2 separate regions of the Homo sapiens genome follow, and region 1 is linked to region 2. A link is a loop called in an ENCODE intact Hi-C map of the cell type or tissue named here. Cell type or tissue: prostate gland. All regions are shown on one strand. Links, peaks and the distances in the headings refer to the core of each region. The heading gives the core; the rest is flanking DNA. Region 1 overlaps TNRC6A (trinucleotide repeat containing adaptor 6A). Region 2 overlaps TNRC6A (trinucleotide repeat containing adaptor 6A).

Region 1 (8,343 bases), core at 164-8,163, 46 kb after region 2:
TACATCATGGGGAAGTGGAAATGGCGCAAATTCTGGAGGAAGTCGAAGAGGATGGGGAACCCCTGCACAAAACACTGGCACTAATTTACCCAGCGTTGAGTGGAACAAACTGCCTAGCAATCAGCATTCCAATGATAGTGCAAATGGCAATGGTAAGACGTTTACAAATGGATGGAAATCTACTGAGGAAGAGGATCAGGGTTCTGCCACATCTCAGACAAATGAGCAAAGCAGTGTGTGGGCCAAAACAGGAGGTACAGTGGAGAGCGATGGTAGTACAGAAAGCACTGGACGCCTTGAGGAAAAAGGAACTGGGGAAAGTCAGAGTAGAGACAGAAGAAAAATTGATCAGCACACATTACTCCAAAGCATTGTAAACAGAACTGACTTAGATCCACGTGTCCTGTCCAACTCTGGTTGGGGACAGACTCCTATTAAGCAGAATACTGCCTGGGATACAGAAACATCACCTAGAGGGGAACGAAAGACTGACAATGGGACAGAGGCCTGGGGAAGCTCTGCAACACAGACTTTTAACTCAGGGGCATGTATAGATAAGACTAGCCCTAATGGTAATGATACCTCATCTGTATCAGGGTGGGGCGATCCCAAACCTGCTCTGAGGTGGGGAGATTCCAAAGGCTCAAACTGCCAGGGGGGGTGGGAAGATGATTCTGCTGCTACAGGAATGGTCAAGAGCAATCAGTGGGGGAATTGCAAAGAGGAGAAGGCTGCATGGAATGACTCGCAAAAGAATAAACAGGGATGGGGTGATGGACAAAAATCAAGCCAAGGGTGGTCTGTTTCTGCCAGTGATAACTGGGGAGAAACTTCAAGGAATAACCATTGGGGTGAGGCCAATAAGAAATCCAGCTCAGGAGGTAGTGACAGTGACAGGTCCGTTTCCGGTTGGAACGAACTTGGTAAAACTAGTTCTTTCACTTGGGGAAACAACATAAATCCAAATAATTCATCAGGATGGGATGAATCTTCTAAACCTACTCCTTCCCAGGGATGGGGAGACCCTCCAAAGTCTAATCAGTCTCTAGGTTGGGGAGATTCGTCAAAGCCAGTCAGCTCTCCAGACTGGAACAAGCAACAAGACATTGTTGGATCTTGGGGAATCCCACCAGCTACAGGCAAACCTCCTGGTACAGGCTGGCTGGGGGGACCTATACCAGCCCCAGCAAAAGAAGAAGAACCCACAGGCTGGGAGGAACCATCCCCAGAATCTATACGTCGCAAAATGGAGATTGATGATGGAACTTCAGCTTGGGGAGATCCAAGCAAATACAACTACAAAAATGTGAACATGTGGAACAAAAACGTCCCAAATGGCAACAGCCGTTCAGACCAGCAAGCACAGGTACATCAGCTGCTAACGCCTGCAAGTGCCATCTCAAACAAAGAGGCAAGCAGTGGCTCTGGTAAGTTTCTATTTTATGAAATCAAGCCTTGTTTTAACTTACTGTTATTATAAGATTTGTATAACAAAGTACTTGGATATGCACACAAAGGCTGTTCTTACTGTAATCCAGAAGCAGCTTGAAAAAAATTATAGGGGTGATGTTTACCACCAGAGAACAGAACTCCACTTTTGGCAGTGTTGTTTGAGTCCTGCACACTTCATTCTCTATTAGAAATGCAAGAGAAGGCGAATTGGACAAAGGCGGTCAAGTGGGAATGCTGTACACTTCTCCAAGTTGTTTTTGAGTTAGGCCTTAACTTGTGGTTTTATTATTTGACTAAAATATCTCCAGAAATAAAACAAGTATCTCATAAATACAGTACTCTCTAAACATTAGGTTGTATATTTGGCTTTAGAAGGGATTTTTTTTTTTAAGTAGGTGAGAAATCCAACTCTACTTAGATACAGTATATATGTTTGTGTATTTAAAACATTTGACAATACCTTTCTAGTATATCCTTACTTTCCTCTCTAATAATGAACTAATTCCTATCTCTGCAAATTTTCCCAACAACATTTTTGTTAAGTGTGATTGGCTACATTGTCTTTGTTAATAAAAGTTTTATTGACTTAATAGTCTCATTGGAAGTGGATATGGGAGTGCTTTCATGAGCTAACTTTTTGGCACTGAATTTTTTTTTTTTAGTCTAAGTATAGTTTGTTGTATTAATTTAGGTTTGATTCTTAAAAGGAAGAAGTATGTATCTAAGATGAAGCCTGTTGGCTTTGATTTTTTTTAATGAAACATTTATGGCTTTTTTTTTTTTTTTTTTTTTTTTTGCTTTGGACAACCTCAGCCTAATACTTCAGATTTTAAAATAAGCATTGTTCAGCATATGTAAAAAGTAGGTGACCCATTATTGTTAGCTGGGTAGTAAATTGTTTTTCCAGTGTAGGTGGTGTGGAAGGGGTACACTTGTGGCACAATTTTTTTTTTTTTTTTTTTTGGAGATGGAGGCTTTCTCCGTCACCCAGGCTGAAGTGCAGTGGCATGATCTCGGTTCACTGCAGCCTCCACCTCCCAGGTTCAAGCAATTCTCCTGTCTCAGCCTCCTGAGTAGCTGGGACTACAGGTGTGTGCCACCACGCCCAGCTAATCTTTGTATTTTTAGTAGAGACCAGGTTTTGCCATGTTGCCCAGGCTGGTCTCAAAATCCTGACCTCAGGTGATCCACCTGCCTCAGCCTCCCAAAGTGCTGGGATTACAGGCATCAGCCACTGTACCCAGCTGGTACAGATGTTATACATACACTGTCACCCAGCTTATCACCTGCTCCAATTTACAAGGTTTGGTTTAGAATGACTTGACTTTTTCAGGAATTAAACTGATGCTCAAAGGAGAGTGGTTTTCCATAACTATGCAAAAATCAGCTCTAGGTCTAGAGGGTAATTATGAAAAAAGTTAAAAAAATTCTCACCTTATATTAATGGGAAATAGTTTGTCTTTTTTTAACATAAAACAGATGCCATCTTTTTGCCTATCACAGTATCATTATTCAGTACATAAACATGAAGTTCTTCATCCTTGGTCCCTAAGTTTTCTTTATTGTCCCTTATTCCACTGCACCTCCTTACCTTCTATGCTGATGACTTCTTTTCCCACACTTTCTAAAGGCTGGGGTGAGCCCTGGGGGGAGCCTTCTACTCCAGCCACAACTGTGGATAATGGTACTTCAGCATGGGGTAAGCCCATAGACAGTGGTCCCAGCTGGGGGGAACCCATTGCTGCGGCATCCAGCACATCCACGTGGGGCTCCAGCTCTGTTGGTCCACAAGCATTAAGCAAATCTGGTAAGTTATTGACAATGCCTGGTAGCTGTTATGTAGCAGTGGCGAACACTCACTGACTATAATTAAATAATTAGATAAGGTTTCTATGTTATTTATAATATATTCATATAATGTAACATGATAGATGATGTTCAGTATTTTGCTCTTTGATTTTGTAACGTGGTTTATTCTCTTTCTGAATTTTCCTCTTTTCTCATATTTCTTAGAACTGTAACTATTCATTTGCATATACTTCATCAAATCTAAATTATATTTTACCAAATTAGGTTATCTAGGAAGAGTCTACTAGCAACTTTCATGCCATCCAGCCTGAGAGGCCAACTAGTGTAGCCATGAGGACACATATTCAGACTGTCAGATGATTCCCTGAAAGTTACAATTAGCATAGTTCAGAAAAGACCCAAGATTGAAATTAACATTGTCATTATCCCATAGGCTGTGTACAAGATGCCCGGTAGGAATCCCAAGGGCCATGTGTGAAGATAAGATGCTTTCTGCTTAAGGCTTTGAATACTCTCTGGCCATTCTCCCTAAAAATATATATAAAAATTAATTCTTTCAAATTTCATTCATCTTCTTTGTCCTGTGCATCACTATGCAGATTATTAAGTGGGTACAAACAAGAGTGCTACCATTGTCCATGTTCAAGAACTATGATTTGTTAAAGGCATGGAGGAGTTTTATTAAATTTTTAAATAAGAATATATTATTTTTCATGGAAGGTTTAGCTCAGTATAAAACATACTTTCCTTCTGTGCAGATGCAGGAAGGGAAATAAGTGTGCACGTGTGTGTTTTCTTAGGTTCTCTACCCAATTTTTAATATATACTTATTCTCCAGAAGGAATTCTTTTATTAAAGTATGTTTCTCTTTATATCACAAATCCACAATCAGGGCCAAAATCTATGCAAGATGGCTGGTGTGGTGATGATATGCCATTGCCTGGAAATCGCCCCACTGGCTGGGAAGAGGAAGAGGATGTGGAGATTGGAATGTGGAATAGTAATTCATCTCAAGAGCTTAACTCATCTTTAAATTGGCCACCATATACAAAGAAAATGTCATCGAAGGTAAACATTTCAAGGGCAAAGCCCTTGAAACTTTAAATTCCAAAGGTAGTTTACCCACAGAAAATTAACTTTTCGCCTGCCCATTTCTGGCGGTCAGTACAGTCCAGGCAGCCCCCACCTTAGGTATAGCCACTTGTATGGGCAGCCACCTAGAGAAACATAAGAAAGACCACAGGAACTTCCTTTCTCCCCACTGCTACAGCTTGGGATTTCTCTCTTCCTCCCCCTCCACCAGTGCTGCCTGGGACAACCCCTCATCCTAGGGTGGTGCCTGCAGTGGTGAGGATGAAGAGGAGGGCAAATCTCCATGTTGACTCTTTCCATCCCACTGCCAGTTCATCTCCCATTTCATTTCCTCACCTGGAGTCCCCCGCCACCCGCTTACCCAGAGTCACCATCCTCCTTATTCACCTGTCATGTTTGTCCCTATCCCATCCCAAAAGGTCCTGTGACAAAAATCCCTAGGAATGATCTGAGCTTGGTTTTGCTTTTATGTGTGGACAAATCATATTCCTAAAGCTGGCTGTACATCGAAATCCCATGGCATTTGTTAAAAATGCAGCTTCCTGTACCTCAGGTCTACTGAAGTTTTGGAAATTGGACCAAGTTTCTTATCCTAAAGAAACTCCTCAAATGTCTCTGATGCAGAGCCAGGTTTGGGAAGCACTGATTTAGAGCACTGGTTCTTAAGAGGTGGCACTGGGGGCTGCTGTCAGATCCTCCTGGGGACCATTTTCAAAATATGTGCCCAGTCCCCCAGGTGGTTCTAACATAACATCCTAACCCACCCTACTTGAGAATGATTACCTTTTGAGGGACCTTAGAAGTCAGATACCAGTGGATAGCTGGACTAGGTAACTGCCAAGGTTCCTCACTTTTAATCCTGGGATTCTAAGTCTAGGACCTGCCATTTTCATTTTTAAAATTTTTCATTTGGCTGAATTTGCCTATTGCCTTGCCATATAGCTTATGAAGTGCTTTTACATGTTTTACATAAGTCATTTGATCCTCACAACCATCTAAGATAGGACACTGATGAATTTGAGACTGGAAAAGGTGGTGACTTGCCCAAAGTTGCGATAACTAGTAAGCGACAGAGTAAGGACTTAAGTTTAGGTCTTCCAGTTCCAAACCCCATGTTCTTCCCACTGGACCATGCTGTTTTGTGACTTTGTCTTTCCTTACAGGGTCTGAGTGGCAAAAAAAGGAGAAGGGAAAGGGTGTGTAGCCTTTTTACTCTTTCTCCTTTGTTTCTACTAGTAAAAATCTTTAGAAAGCAACTGCAAACATTTATTTAGCCTCTGCTGTGTGCCAGGTACTGTGCTTGGTGCTGGGGATTCAAATACACTAAGATATGAGTTTCACCTTTCGGGAGCTCACAGTCTAGTATGGGGCATTAGGAGAGCTTCATAGAAGTGTCAGCTTGAATTTGGAAGATGCTTGGGATGGGATGTGTTAAGGAAGATAGTAGCCCAACATAACCAAAATGTAGAATTTTTAGGAAGAAGTGACAAGAGATCTGGCTCTGTAGTTGAGGCAGATTGTAGTGTCTTCAGTAGCATGCCAAGGAATTTGAACTTTATTTTGTGTAAAATATGGAACCAACGAAATTGAGTAGAAAACAACATCAGTGGGGTTTTTAAATTACTAATTTTAAAAGAAAGCTAATCAGTGATAGTATGAAATATAAATTGGTGCAGAGGGGAGACCACAGTTAGGGATCTCAGGGAGCATCTGCGTTAATTCAAGCTAGAAAGGACAGCTTGAGTTGGGAAATAAGAATGGATATATAGTGGAAGGGACTAATTTGAGAGGCATTTCAGTCAGAATAGAAAGGACAGAAGAACTTGGCAACTAGTTAGGTATGGGGATGGATGGGGTGAAAGGAAAAGGGATCAAAGCCAACTTCAGAATCTGCGGAGAGAGTTAGATGCTTGCTTCAGAGACCTGCATTTGGGGGGAAGTTGTGAAGCTGTGTTCTGTTCCACAGTCAGAAGGAATGGACAGTAGCAATGGGAAGGGGTAATGAAGTAATGAAGGCAACAGACTGAGAATGGTCCAGTGAGACCATAATGAGAGACATAGATCTCTATGGCTTCCAGCCTCCTTGTCTACCAGACTGCTGATCACAGACCCTCCATCCTCTTAACTCATGTCTCAATGGAGTTTGCGTACCACCCATACCCCAACCAGCCGCAGAGAGCCAGCCCTAAGCAGGAGGAATCCCAGGTTCAACTTCTGCTAGAGATGTTGTGTTCTTGGCAACACAAATTGAAATTTTAAAATACTTTTTCATGTGGAAAACACATGGTGTTTTTTCAGTAGGATGCATATAGCATAATTAAATTAGGGGTTAAGTTGGCTTCTTTGGACTAACCTTAGAACCTAGTCACTATTTTTTTACTTTGGTTTGGAGTGAGAATTCCAGAAATCTAAATTATAACTAATCTTACAGTTCTCCGTTACTCAGAGGCCCTGTTTTCATATTTGTGGGTCATCGAGGCCTTTTGCTTCCGTCTTTTCCTTCTGACTGCTTGCCTTTAGAGATTTCTCTGTACATTACAGCTATACCAGAGGACTGGAGCAAAGGAAGTTGAAAATCAAATAAGTTGATTTTTAATTATTAACAACTCTGATAAGAGTTGATTGGAGGAGAAATTATTGGCTAAAAATGAGAATTGGGGATTGTCTTAAGTTTTATTAATCCGTCACTATACCCAGATAAACAGAGATGGCCATGGCATCTTTTCTACTCTTTTATTTTACAAAGGGAATGATGAAAGGTGGAAACAAACAAGAAGAAGCGTGGATAAATCCATTTGTTAAACAGTTTTCAAACATCAGTTTTTCGGTAAGTATGTTTTCTTAGCAGCTCCTTCCTCTTTTAATGGTGGTCCATGATTTATCTTGATTTCACTCTTTTTAAGAATTATTTTTCATCTTCGAGTCCTTAGGAATGTACTTGATGTTAGAGTAAAATCGGCCTCCAAACCTTCATTTTTATGGTTTTAGCTAAAAACTTCAATCACATGTCTTATTTTAAAACATTTTAAAAATTACATTAGGCAGTGAAAAATGAAGCTTTATGATCCACTTGAATTTCACAGATAATGAAACACAGTAAAATTCTTCATTTTTTATTTGTTTTCATTGATAAATTAAGGTCTGCTAACATGCTGCATTTTCTTTCTTCAGAGAGACTCACCAGAGGAAAATGTACAAAGCAATAAGATGGACCTTTCTGGAGGTAAGAGAAAATTAAATCTGTTTATATTCCTCATTGAGGGACACGCACATCCATGACATGATTCTACTGAAAGAGCCCTGACGTAGATCAGGACAGGGGAGGCTGTGCTCTCCAATAGACGTACACATGCTGTGGTTAAATGAGTGCATGTGCCTTGAAAGTGCAGGACCACTGTGCAGATCAGTGGTGATATTAGTCTGATTACTTTACACATAATCCTGCCAAGAGGGAGTTACTCAGATTGGAGGGTATAGTCTTCTTGATTAGGGAACAGCACGTAGAAGGGCCTAGATGTATGACAGACTCTTAAAACTATACTGGAGGAATGGCAAGTCATTCCATAGAATGAGTCAAGAAAAACAGTTTTGGTGGGGGCAGCCGTGGTGGTGGTAGTGAAAGATCACCTGGATAAAGATGCTAGAAAACAAGGTCGGTGCTGAGTCATGAAGAGCTTGGGAATTTGAACTTTATTCTTAAAATATGGGATTAAAGTGAAGCAAGGGAATGACATGGTTTGGATTTATGTTTTAGAAAAATCATCTTGATTATAGATTGAAAATAGGATAGAAAACATTGGCAGCAGGAGATAGAGAAAAGACACTGAAGATAGCAAAACCAGTAGATAGTTGTTGCAGTAGCCAGTAATTATTTCAAAGCTCCAAACCAAGACAGTAGATGGAAATAATCTAATTCCATGGAGACATAGGACTTGGAATCAACAAAAATTGATAACCAGTTTGAACCAATTTGTTAGGCAGGATGAGGGA
Region 2 (8,343 bases), core at 336-8,335:
GCCAGTTGTCTCAATAATTCCCTTTAGAGCCAAACGAAATCTATTTTTTCTTGGTCAGGTCTTCAATCGAAGATCACAAGTAGCATTTAGTTTTCATGTTTGTTTAGTTGCCTGCATTCTGGAAGTTTCTTAGTTTCTGCTCTTCAGGACCTTGATATTTTTAAAGAATACAGGCTAGTTACTTTGTAGAATGTCCCTCAGTCTGTATTTGTCCGTTATTTCCTTATGACCTGATCAGGTTATGCAGTTTTGGCAGGAATAGTACAGAATTGATGTGGTGTTCTCAGTACATCATGTCAGGAGATGCCTGATATCCTTTTATCCCATTATTGGTGATGGTTAACTTCAACTGCTTGGGTGAGGTGGTCTCTGTCGGGTTTCATCACTGCAAAGTTAGTATTTTTCCCTTTGTAATTAATAACACTATTGTTGGGAGATACTTTGAGAGTACGTAAATGTCTTGTTTTCTCATCAATGTGCTTGCCTTAACCAGTAGGGCCAAGTAGTGATTTTTAAAGTCAACCATTCTTCTTACATTAGTTGATATTTTACTGTAAGATTTGGTACTTCTCTCCATTCACTCACTCAATCATTCATTCATATCAGTATGGACCCATGGGTTCTTATTTTATTCAGTTGTTTGTAATTTTTTATTAGCATAATTTATCGCTCAAATTATGGTGCTAGTGGAAGCCCCTTTCAAGCTCAACTTCCCACTTTTTGAGATCCATACTGTCATCTGGATCCTTACTGCTACCTGTTTGTATGCTATTCTCCTTCCTTCCTAAGGGGAAGACATGCCAGCTAAAGCTAAGCTAAGAAATATACAGCATTGCTGCCACTCTGTCTGTTGTCCTCTTTTGTGCTCATACTCTGTCACAAATATATATTTTTTATTAATTTGTATATGTACACGTCTCCAGAATTTCTTTATGCACGTACAAGGACATGTAAATATATATATATTCATATCCCTCCCAACACAAAAAGATAGCACACTGAGCCTTAGATTTTGTTTTGTTTTTCCAGTTAACTTTAAGCCTTCCTGATCCTTTCACATCAGGGTGTAGAGGAGACCTTTGTTTTGCAGCTGCATAATATTCCATTTTATGGATATATCCATTTTATTTAACTACTGTATTTGCAGATAATTGTCAGTTATTGTAAATAGCATGTTCCCCACCCTTCAATACGATGACCCCTTTCCACTTCCAGATAACTATTAGTTGTCCTTACTTTAAAAAATATGCAAAACTTCATTTTATCCTATTCTCTTCATTTTACAGCTGAAGCTTTTGAAAAACCGATCCAAATCTCCAACTTCCTTACCTATTTTTGCTCCAGTTCAGTTTTCATCTCTACTGTCTGGTGAATTCTATAGTTTTGAAGGTTGCTAGTGACTTCCTGTTGTGTAGTGCTAGACAGGTTTTGGTGATTAATTTAGGTAGGAGGATAAAAATGAGAAAAGGAATGGGGGGTGGCAATCAAATGGGAAAAGAGGAAGACTGGAAGGAAATAGAAGAAGGTGGGATCTGCATGGGAGAAAGTAGGAGAACAGAATGTTTTTTGGCAGAAGATGTAAAGTGTATTTTTATTTCTAGCTTGTAACATACAGCTGGCTTCTATGTGAGGATGAGCTAGCTTGTGGTGTGTTGCTGACTGATAGGCTAGTTGGGCCCTCAGGAAAGTTGCTTCCTGTTTTCTGTCTCCTAAAGCAAAATAGAGACACCTAACCCCTTGTCCCATTATTGTCATTTCTCCCTCTGTTGCCCAGGGTGGCATGCAGTGGCACAATCATAGCTCACTGCAGCCTCCAACTCCTAGGCTCAGTTGATTCTTGGGCCTCAGCCTCCCATGTAGCTGAGACTACAGGTATGTACCATCCCCCCCCCCCCCAGCTAATTGTTAGGATATTTTGAGTTATCTCAGATTTATTCTTTGCTTGCTTTTTTCACTGCCACCATGCTAGTTTGGGGAACTACACATTCACTTAGATTTTCGCAACAGTCTTCTCACCCTTGTTTTTGCCAATTTATTGCCTATTCTTACCCAACATTTTCCCTCCCTTTTTCAATTCCAGTCAGTGCTGGTCCCTGCAATTGTCATGCTGACAAGTCTCCATACTTCGCTTGTGCCCACACCTTTCTGTGCTCCTAAAAAATCTTGCCTCTTTTGCAAGAGCCAGATCAACTTCTTACTGCTCCATAAAGCCTTCCACAGTTGAAACAGCTCTTATACCTGTCTTACTTCACTAATCTTGTTTACAACCTGTACCAAATGTTTGCTTGTTTTCTTATTTCAGATGTGTTCAGTTGTTTCTACAAAATTGTAGGAATTTTTTTCCTATAAAAAAAATCATGTTTCCTAGCTGAGTGCAGTGGCTCACCCCTGTAATCCCAGTACTTTGGTAGGCCGAGGTAGGAGGATTGCTTGAGCCCAGGAGTTTGACACCAGCACCACCTCATTCCAGCTCGGGGCAACTGAGTGAGACTTCGTCTCTAAATAAATAAATAAGAAGTTTAGTGCTTGAGGTTTCTATTGGGAGCTGGTTCTGTACACTATGGAAATCTACTCCCCGCCCCACTTTAAAATTACTGTGTAGTATTCCTTGGTGTGATTACAGGATGATTTAACTTTTCCCTATTGATTGGTTTTTGGTTATGATTTTATGCTGCGGTGTCTATCTTTGTACGGTTCCTTTTTCAGAGGCTTAGATTTGAATTGATGGATCATAAGATAGTGACATTTAAAAATTCATTGTGAATAGATACTTCCAAATTGCTCACCAGAAGCTTAGTGCTAGTCCATACATACTTCTGATAGCAAGTACAAGAGTACCCTTCAGAAGGGATTAATTTTAATGATATTCAGGGCTGGGAATGTAGGAAAAATTGACCATCAAGTGTCAGGAGGCGCAAGAGTAGGAAGGGGCATTCTACCTCCAAGGTGTACCCTGCTCCCTTGATAGGCCCTTGAAATAGAGACAGACTCTCACTATGTTGCCCATTCTGTTCTCAAACTCCTGGCCTCCCAGACTCCTGGGATTACAGGCCTGAGCCACCATACCCGGCCAGAAACGCATTCTTGAACGGTACAAGTAAATCATTTGTAGTGGCTACTGGAAGATACGGGCAAAATTTGAAGCTTAGCTTGATTTGTTGTGTGGAATCCTAATCTTGATCTATTTGTTTTTTCAGATCGAGATATTGCATTTCCCCTAGTCAATGTATGAAACCAACTTTAAAATACAATTTACATACAGTAAAATTCAAACATTGAGTGTGTAGGTGAATGATTTGACAAATGTATACACCCTTGTAATTATCACTCCAATCAAGTTAGAAAACATTTCCATTTTCCTAGAAAGTTCCCTCAGTGGCATTGACTTTTACAGGCCACCTCAAAGCCTTTATACATGAGATGCAGGACATAAGTCAAGTTCTGATAAAAGGGGAGTCTGGTTTTTACAGACAACGAGGTAGATTCATAGAACTTACAGATGTGAGGTATCCTGCAAAGTAGCCTTCAGGGCATGGATGATTGCTAACTGGAGTGTTGTCTTGGTGGCAGGTGCATCAAACAGGGTGGCCCACTTAGGCCTTTCAAATCCATCAGTCCTTGCTCCTCTTGATAGTTGTGGTAAATGATATAGTCAGATGTCTTAAGTGAGTCTCTATGAACATTTAACTCCTGGAAGCTGACGTGTTTGGGCACAGGTGTTGTTGTTGTTTTTCCAGTTGGCTTTCTCTGAAGGAGGAGATATGGGAAAAAGCATGACTGGTTGGCTGTGATGATAGTGTTGAAGAACAAAACTTACTCCCCTCTGTGCTTACAGTATCGGCTGATACTGTGATATTTCCTTGAGAAGAAATGTCTGGTACATCTTTTAAGTACTAAAGGGGATATTTTTGGCCAGGAAAACACTTGCTAGTAACCTCATCAGAAAGTCTTGAAAATGAAGTTTGAGAAAGGAGAAAATACTCCAGATAGAGACCATTACATGGAGTAAAATTATAGTGACATAGAAGATCAGAAAAGGACATGTCTGTAATTCACAGCAGAACATGAAGAACAAATGCTGAAGGTGCTAGATGTTTCTGAATAAGTACCTGTGCTATTTTGACACAAGAAGGGTAAAGACAGCCTTTTGGGTGCCACTGAGGACTGGTGAGTTGGATTCATGGCTAGGCAATTGAGTGCTTACTAGATAAGCTTTGTGCTAAGTAAGCAGTCCTAATTCTTATAAAAATATTAAGACATTGACATGTATGGTCATTTGCCCCCAGTTTTTTCATGAAGAAACAGAGGCTGAAGAAGATTAAGTATTTTTAACTAGTAATCAGCTTTTAATCTTGACTTCTGCATGTCTCAGGGTAGGTAACATGACAGTGGTGTAACCTAGTTGCCGTTGTTTACTGATTTTACTCTGCTGCTCTCATATGCTGTGGCTTTCTTGCTCCTTGACTTCCCTGGGATTGTAGTGTGAGTGAGCTTGTTCAGTCTTACTACCTCCTGCACACAGAATTCAAAAGAGAGTGAGTCATGGCCACAGTTGGCAGGAATCTGTTATGTTACTCCATTAGCCACATGACACTTCTGCTTGTAACAAAATGACAGCGAAGTATAGCAACAGTTATCATACTCTTCTTCCAGTTATCCTTTTAGCTGATTTTAGTAGTCCTATACTTTACTAAGTTTTTATCAATTGTGCATAATGTCATTCATTTCATTTTTCGGTGTCTGCATCTCCTCTCAGTCTGTTCCATCAGCAAAGCCAACTTAAATTTTGTTTAATCTCATTGCAGCGCACCTATAGCAACAACCCCTTCCAGTTTCTTAGGCACTTGTCTTTCTCCTTTTATCTTCTTCAACATCCCTACTGCCATATGCATTCCAGCCTTGATAAATAATGTGCAGCTTCCAAAATGTCTAGTTCATATCTCCAAATCTCTCTTTTTCTGCCTGATATTCCTTTTTTTTGAAACAGAGTCTTGCTCTGTCGCCCAGGCTGGAATGCAGTGGTGCCATCTCAGCTCACTGCAAGCTCCACCTCCCAGTTTCACGCCATTCTCCTGCCTCAGCCTCCCGAGTAGCTGGGACTACAGGTGCCCGCCACCACGCCCCTGCCTGATATTCTTAGTGTCCCCTCTGGAAAGCTTCCTCAGGGCAGAGTTAGGTATTTTCATTTTGTGTGATGCTTTTCTTTGGGTAACTGGTTATTTTGGTTGTTGGTATTATGAATGAAGGTTTAGGGTCTAGACTTTAGGGTGATGACTACAGGTAGCCGGAGTGAGTTTCTTCCGCCTTTGCAAAGGTTTTTTTTGCCCAGTAGACTCCTTCCCTGAATGGGAAGGCTGATCTGTGTGAAGGGTGTTGATTGGCAAGCTTTACTTTACAGTGTGATGGAGGGAGTGGCAGCAGCCTCCAGTAAGATGGGCTTTGTTCTGGGACAACCAAACCCATTCAAGCACCTATCAGACTCCTGTGGAAGGTTTTGTTTCTTTAGAGAGTATTTCTTTGGCTTGAGGCTGCATTTAGAAGCAGCTACTATCTGTGGCTGTGTAGGCATCTGGATGGGAAGTGGGTGGGGTTGAGTAGCTATGGCTTTTCTATTCCTTAGGCAGTCTTTTTGCTTCATGCTCTCTTGCTCTGGTCTTCTGGAACCCTCTCTAGAGCTCCACCAGAAAGGATGGTGCCTAAAACATCTATTTCAGACTGCTCTTATGTTTATTCTTGGGTGGGGTGGCTTTTGCTTTTGCTTATTCATTTGCTTTGAATAGAATAAAAAAGTAATAACCCTTTTTCCTGAAAGGTAATAACCTGTTTCCTGAAACACATTTGCGCAGTCTGTCACTTTGAAATCCTGAACCAGAGGTTCTGTTGACAACTTTAACCATTTGAGATTTTTAAAATTTAAACAAACTAATATGAAGAATACATTATTAGACCAGGCGTGGTGGCTCACACCTGTAATCCCAACACTTTGGGAGGTCAAGGTGGGCAGATCACTTGAGGTCAGGAGTTTGAGACCAGCCTGGCCAACTTGGTGAAACCCCGTCTGTACTAAAAATACAAAAATTAGCCAGGCATGGTGGCAGGTACTTGTAAACCCGGCTACTCGGGAGGCTGAGGCAGGAGAATCACTTGAACTCGGGAGGTGGAGGCTGCAGTGAGCAGAGATCATGCCACTGCATTCCAGCCTGGGTGACAGAGCAAGACTCTGTCTCAGAACAAACAAGAGTACGTTATTGTTTCCCAAGAATTGATAGAATACCTTGGAATGTTGATAGAATATGAAATTGTTGTAATGCTGAAATACAAATCACCTATTTATTAATAAGTTATATTCTAAAAATATTTACAAAGCTTTTTAGAGCAAGGAAAACTAAAGGTAGCTTCCAGAAACCTAGGTGAGAGAGGATTGTGGGGAGGTCTCAGGCATTGCCATTAGCTACTAATTGATACTTGGGGCCAGTAGCAAGGTAACTCCAGCTTAAATGATGAAGTTTACATTCTAGGATTGGAGGAAATTGCTTGTTTCCCAATGTAAAATTTGCTAATTTTAGGTTGTCTTCCTTGATATGATATTGAGATAAAAGCTGTGCTACTTGTGGCTTATTAAAGTGAATTGTACCATATAGTGGCTATATAGTTAGGGTTAGGTTGCAGGTTGTGTTTTATTTCAATGAATGATAAAATAATAATTTGCCATGTCTTCTAATAAGAGTGAAAAAGTGAAAATGAATCTGTATGCAACATTATTTTTATTTCTTAATACATTTTGGGAAACTTAATTGCAACTGTGTGGTTCAGGGATTTAGTGCAAGAAGAAGAACAGTTGATGGAAGAAAAGAAAAAGAAAAAAGACGACAAGAAAAAGAAGGAAGCTGCTCAAAAGAAGGTAGTATGTGTGTAAACTATTTATATTAAGCAGTTTAAACATAGAATTAAAAAAAAATTACTCTTACAGATTTTGAAGGCATTTATTTGATTTAATGTTTTAGCTTTAATGGAGATTCATTTTAATATTTAATGTCTTTGAATATGCATATAAAGTAACTTGCTGAGTTTGTACAATTTAATGCATATTTAATCTTGTCAATAGTTTTTCAAAGGTAAGTACATTTTATGGATCTTTATCTTTCAAATAGCTGTTCCTAGGTGTTTCATAATATATCATTTTATAAGTGGGAAGAGCATGGAATTTGCAGCCAAGTTGAGAGTATTTGAAATCTCACTCTCCCACATAGCACATAGAATGGTGTGACTTTAGATTTTATTTAGCCTCTCTGGGCCTTAGTTTCCTTGTGTTTTGTTAAATGAGGGTTGAATTGAGATGATGTTATTATATGTAATACAGAAATAGAGTATTAAAGGAAAATGTAATAGACATAATAGGAAGTAAAGTGTCAGTTTCTTTTTCCCTCTTTATTTAGTACCTGGGCTGATTTTTAAAGTGTGCAGTGTACATTAGCCTTAAAATAAACCTCGGACATTGTTTACTGCAAGGGAATTCTAAACTAGCTAATTTAGTATAGGAAACTATAATTCAATGCAAAGTAAGTTAAAAAAATCTGTAATTATTAAAAATTTTCCATTTAATTGTTACATACCAAACAATTGTATTAGTATTGTTAATACTAAAAACTGATAATAGTTAGCTAAATGGGCACTCATCTCCTACTATGTCAAGGTTTCAAGACATTAAAATGCTCTAAAAACCTAGTGAAATTACTGTTTCAATTATCTGTTGTAATGAAAAATTATTTTAATTTCTAATATATGCCTTTTTTGAGCCAGGCATTGTGCTAGGAACTGGATGTAGACTATAGCAAGATACTTATGTCCACATTATTTAATAGGGGAAAACACAGGCTGTAAAAATGGCAGGTGAGGCATTTATGGGGAACTGTTGCAGTACAGAGAGAGAGGTGCATAACTCAGGCTGAAATGGGGCAGAGGGACAGAGAAATTTCGTTAGAGTAGAAATTAGGTGAATAAGGAGCAGAATAGAAAAGGATTCCAAACAGTGAAAACTCAGAAATACTTGGTAGCCTGTATGCATTAAAGGATGGGTTTTGCTTGGGGGAAAGGGAGGGAACCAAGGGTAGAACTCTGAAGAGTTGAACTAGGAAAGGCTAGGAGGTTTTCTCAAGGCTTTGGGGAAAATGCTGAAAATGTTTTAGTAGAGTGACATAAAAGTTTGTATTTTAGTATGTTTACCTTGGAAAATTGTGGAATTGGTTTAGAGGGGGTAGATACCAGAGTGTGAAATACTGGTGAAGGGACTATTAAAGTAATCCACAGAATTTGTTTAAAGGATATAGAGGGAGAGTCAGCTTA

What was found. A loop is a pair of places that touch in the nucleus more often than their neighbours do. Peaks named below come from ENCODE experiments on the same cell type or tissue, not always from the same donor. Only the 100,000 strongest peaks of a DNase experiment are listed, where the experiment ranks them.
Region 1: it touches region 2 in a loop (2.2-fold over the local background); 6 of 110 quality-filtered maps call a loop at or near these places.

What each region holds. Positions count from the first base shown.
Region 1 is chr16:24,790,391-24,798,733 of GRCh38, forward strand. It overlaps TNRC6A (trinucleotide repeat containing adaptor 6A), which reads left to right. Exons shown (of 25, transcript NM_014494.4): 6 at 1-1,427; 7 at 3,083-3,259; 8 at 4,154-4,329; 9 at 5,517-5,549; 10 at 7,100-7,180; 11 at 7,525-7,576. Among named protein-coding and RNA genes, the nearest start is that of SLC5A11, 51 kb to the right of the region's middle. In prostate gland, for the core only: no CTCF peak of the experiment used is centred there; no DNase peak of the experiment used is centred there; H3K27ac peaks cover 869 bases.
Region 2 is chr16:24,743,913-24,752,255 of GRCh38, forward strand. It overlaps TNRC6A (trinucleotide repeat containing adaptor 6A), which reads left to right. Exons shown (of 25, transcript NM_014494.4): 3 at 6,814-6,901. Among named protein-coding and RNA genes, the nearest start is that of TNRC6A, 18 kb to the left of the region's middle. In prostate gland, for the core only: no CTCF peak of the experiment used is centred there; a DNase peak (open chromatin) is centred at 4,529.